2 separate regions of the Mus musculus genome follow, and region 2 is linked to region 1. A link is a loop called in an ENCODE intact Hi-C map of the cell type or tissue named here. Cell type or tissue: heart. All regions are shown on one strand. Region 1 has its middle 13 kb from the start of Gm38673. Region 2 overlaps Dock10 (dedicator of cytokinesis 10).

The links. A loop is a pair of places that touch in the nucleus more often than their neighbours do. Peaks named below come from ENCODE experiments on the same cell type or tissue, not always from the same donor. Only the 100,000 strongest peaks of a DNase experiment are listed, where the experiment ranks them.
Region 2: a loop joins it to region 1, with 2.1 times the contacts of the local background. A loop is called at or near these places in 10 of 42 quality-filtered maps.

What each region holds. Positions count from the first base shown.
Region 1 is chr1:80,413,576-80,416,075 of GRCm38, forward strand. No RefSeq gene overlaps it. Among named protein-coding and RNA genes, the nearest start is that of Gm38673, 13 kb to the right of the region's middle. In heart, no CTCF peak of the experiment used is centred here; no DNase peak of the experiment used is centred here.
Region 2 is chr1:80,514,534-80,517,033 of GRCm38, forward strand. It overlaps Dock10 (dedicator of cytokinesis 10), which reads right to left. Exons shown (of 56, transcript NM_175291.4): 51 at 956-1,102. Among named protein-coding and RNA genes, the nearest start is that of 1700016L21Rik, 70 kb to the left of the region's middle. In heart, a CTCF peak has its summit at 1,538 (motif pointing left); no DNase peak of the experiment used is centred here.

The sequences.
Region 1 (2,500 bases):
TAGTTGCTGGGTACTGAGCCATTGGAACTCAAGGTCTAGACTCGAGAATCTAGAGCCGTAGTTCTCAACCTTGCAAATGCTGTGACACTTTAAGACAGTTCCTCATGTTGGGTTGCCCTCCCCAACCATAAAATTATTTTTGTTGCTACTTCATAACTGTAGTTTTGTTACTGTTGGGAATCATAATGTAACTATCTGAGACTCAGAATATCTGGTATGTAATTCCTGTGAGGGTTGGGACCCACAGGTTGAGAACGGCTGCTTTAGGCTTCTAAGCCTCAGGGTTTTCAGAACCTAGATCCACGAGCCTCTGCTTCTTAGGATTTGTTGCTATAAGCTTCTGGCTTTGAAAAGTCAGCTTGAAAGCCTCTGGCACTCACATCTAAGGCTGTTAACTCTAAGGAGCTATTCTTTTTCTAGGCACGACTTCCTTCTGAGTGGAGATCTGAAACTCTCATCTGATGTTTGCTCCCCACTTCTGCAAATGTCTTTCTGCTTTTTCAGGAGATGGCAATTGTCACGGTGAATTTGTCTCCCATCATCGAAACAAGACTTATCTCCAGAAAGAAAGCTTTTCAAAGAATTGCCCAAATTGTTGTTTGGCCTCCTTAGTCCACCTTGTGCTTTTTCTGCTCTTCTTGCTATAGAGTATAATGCTTGAAAGAGGGTGTTATGCACAAAATATGAGCTCTTCAACAAGAGAGGAGAAACTGATCATTGACTTAGGAAAGTTTATGGATATATGTAACCTTACATTTATCATACCTCAGGTCACAGTCGAGCGTGGCAAGATTTAAAATATGCTTGTAGTTTTTGGCACATGGTAAATGTACAGTGTACTGTGATGCTCGAAACACATGCCTTTTCGTATATACAAAATATTTAAGGCTGAGGTAGAATATGATGTAAAAATATTCTTCACTCATAAATTAGGTGGTGTCTTAGTCAGGGTTTCTATTCCTGCACAAACATCATGACCAAGAAACAAGTTGGGGAAGAAAGGGTTTATTCGGCTTACACTTCCATACTGCTGTTCATCACCAAGGAAGTCAGGACTGGAACTTAAGCAGGTCAAGAAGCAGGAGCTGATGCAGAGGCCATGGAGGGATATTACTTACTGGCTTGCTTTCCCTGGCTTGCTCAGCCTGCTCTCTTATAGAACCAAGACTGCCAGCCCAGGGATGGTCCCACCCACAAGGGGCCTCCCCCCCCCCCATCACTAATTGAGAAAATGCCTTGCAGTTGGATCTCATGGAGGCACTTCCTCAATTGAAGCTCCTTTCTCTGTGATAACTCCAGCTGTGTCAAGTTGACACAAAACTAGCCAGTACAGGTGGGAATGAACGATCTAAGACCCCAGAGAATCCTGAGACTTGGAGACAGGCCCTGGAATAGCTTTAGAAGCTTTTCAACATTCCTGACCTCAGTAGTCAGAAGAGGCAGCTATGGAAGCATCTAGATTTTTGTTGTAGTGTTCCTGTTGAATTTCTGAAGTCCAGATGACCGCGGACATTTCAATAAGTTTAGAGTATTGGCATTTTAGTATTGCCGAAGAGCAGGTATTAAACTTACTGTAGAAAATTAAGAACAGTATTTGATCAATGCAAAAGCTAGCTTCTCTCCACAATGCTTCAAGTATGACTTTAAGAACTGTCTTTACAGAAGCTGATGATGATAGAAAAGTCTGGTGGGTGCAGTGGATAATACTGGGATCTGCTAAAATATTCTTTTGTATTACACTGTTTCTGAATCTTCTTTTCCCTCTGTGTTCTTTTGTGCCCAACATATTTTGTCTTCGCAGAGTACCACCCTAGAGGTACTAGAGAATTTTGCCTGTTTATAGAACTCAATACCCTTTGGACTATAATAAAAAAGCAAGAATCTGAAAAAAAAATGAATCACCTTGGCTCCAACAGGAGTAACTGACCTGTTACCTACACTCCAGAGCTCCCCAGCAGGATCAGGCTGAAATTACAGCCCCACCCCACAGGTCTCTGCCTGAAATTGTACCTTAATTGGTTTCCTTCTCTAGTTCTTCTTCTTCTTCTTCTTCTTCTTCTTCTTCTTCTTCTTCTTCTTCTTCTTCTTCTTCTTCTTCTTCTTCTTCTTCTTCTTCTTCTTCTTTATTTTTCCTAATCATTTCCACCTCTATTTAAATCTACCCCTTGTACAGGAAGCCCAATCTCAAGGTCACTTTCTGGGGGATCTGAGACAGTAAAGGGAGAAAGGAAAGGAAGTGAGCTGGATTACAAAACTACACAGTTTCTCCCAGCATGCTTGCTTTAGACCTTCACTGATATTTTATAAAATTACTATACAGCCATAGCAGCAGAAAGACAGTGTAAAGGATATTATAGCCCAGTCTCTGCTCCTCATCTAAGTGTCTTTGTTAATATCTTATTTTTAAAAAAATATTTATTTATTTATTTATTTAATATGTGTGTGTACACTGTCGTTCTTCTCTGGTGAAAGGAGGGCATCAGATCCCATCACAGATGGT
Region 2 (2,500 bases), 100 kb after region 1:
ACACAAGTTTTTCCATGCATATGAACTGAGAGGTCTAGAAGAAGAGGTTCTGTGTCTCAAGGCCTGGCTCTGGGTGTGGCATGTTAGTAGATGCTTGCTAGAGGTTGGCTGGAGAATGATAATGTATGTGAAGGCTGGCAATAGTTTAATGAGAAGATCCAAGAAGACCTTCAGTGGATTCTCTCAAATTAATACCATGTGATAGCAATTTGGGTTCTATTAGAAGACAGCTCTCAGAATGGTGGGGTTCACAAAGGCCTCCTGAACTGGGTAAACAGGTAAGTGTCTTGCTTTTCCTCCAGCTCTGCTTCTGAGCTCAGCTACTTCAACATTTTAACTGCTATTCAAAAGCATATGAACTATGGAAAAAGCAGAAGACTTGCTAAGTTGTTTCAAAAAATGATATAAATATTACTCAGGTAAAAGCTTATAATTGTGCTGAAGAGATGGCCTAGTGGTTAACAGTGCTTACTGCTCTTGGGTTGGGTTAGCAGCGCCCACATGGTGCTTTACAATCACGCTCTTGGGTTGGGTTAGCAGCACCCACTTGGTGGTTTGCAATCACCTGTAAGTCCAGAGTCCTGAGGATCCAATGCCCTCTCCTGACCTCTGTGAACACATGCATAATCATGGTGTTCATAAACTCATGTAGATACAAACATAAAAAAAAAATCCAAAACCTCACCAGCCAATCAACATGCAAAATATCTCAAGTATTTTGGCTAGTTCATTTCGCATGGAAAATTAAAAACAGTGCGTAGAAATAGGAAAAATCTAGTCAAGTCATATTGTGTGAACATTGTCAAGTCACACTGTGTGAACACTATCAAGTCACACTGTGTGAACACTCTCAAGTCACACTGTGTGAACACTGTCAAGTCACACTGTGTGAACACTGTCAAGTCACTGTGTGAACACTGTCAAGTCACTGTGTGAACACTGTTTGTTCACCTACCTTGTTGGAATCTTGAATTATTTTCACATTGTCTGCTCCAAATTTGTCTGCATAGAGCTTGAGAAGCCTTTGGGAGATCTCCGAGAGCCCTGTCAGCTTAGGCTCTTTGTAGATATACTCTTTACCTTCCTCCTCCTCAAAGAATCCCTAGGGGAGACACACAGAAAAACCACTGGCTTTATTAGAGAATTCCAGTGACAAATCACAACCAGACAAAAAAAAAATCCACATACTAAGGGGAAAAAAAAGTTCCCGTCTTTCATTTGTCAGAAGCCATTAATTAGCAGCCTATGAAGGTCAAACCAGAAAGGGAGAGAGTAATGAGCAGAGAATACTGTGTCATAATCAGACAACAGCATAAACATTCCCCCAGCCAGGCGAAGGAACGTCAACACATATCCTACACATATTTTTTCTTTTATTAGATATTTTCTTTATTTACATTTCAAATGTTATCCCCTTTCCTGGTTTCCCCTCCGAAAAACCCCTATCCCCTTCCCCCACTCCCAGCTTTTTGCTTGGACAAATCAAAGGAAGAATTTGTTTGCATATAAGTTGGAGGAAGAATGCCCTCTTGTGGTAGTCTTAAGTAGAACACAACATTTTGAGTGATATTCGACAGTTTTTAGACCATTCATTATCATTTTATGCCTTCTGTAAGTCTTTAAACGTAGCCCAGGTGACACCATATGGCACACACGGGTACCTAAATATGTCACTACATGTTCCTATACCATCTTGTTTGCAGACATCTGACACTCTGCAGTGTTAGTGTGACAGAAATTGAACATAGTACTCCCCAATTACAGCTCTTTAAAAGCACCCACATTAATATGTCTTTAAAGACTGTAGGGTATATGCTAGTTATATGTAACTTAATTACTCAGTTTTAAAACCTTTGAAAATATGGAGTTTGCAGGACTAAAAATAACACCTGAGCCATCATTTTTATTCCACGAGAGCCCAGTGGGCTTTAGCCGTTATAAATCTGTCTGGTTTGAAGCCAAGGAAAAAGAAGATTCTATTATCTGTAGATAACTAAGTGAGAAATTCCCTATAATTCATTCTCTTTGAAGAGACAGGAACATGTCTCCTTCTGACCCTGTGGAATAAATGTGGTCTCAGAATACAAGATGAGCTGAGCGAGAAGAGCCTACCCTATCGGTTTCTTCTGACGGCACAGTTTACCTACAAATAAGACTACTGAGTCCAAGAAGAAACAACACTTTTTTTTTTTTACATTGTTTTTGAGGGTTTGGGGAGATGGCTCAGTGGTTAAGCATTTGGAAACAAGTGAGAGGAGAGGAGATTTCAATCCATAGAAGCCAGGGCTTAGAAGCCCTTCTGTAATTCTCGTCCCAGAAGATGGGGTTAAGGTCCCTTTGATTAAACTGGCTAATAAGAATACCCACATCTGAGATCTCTGGGATTGTCTGAGAGACTCTGCCTCACTGAAAAAGGTAGAAATTTGATCAAAATGATTCTCTCTTCAGCCTCCATATGCCTGAGGACACAAGTGCATTTAGATCCCCAATACATGTGTAA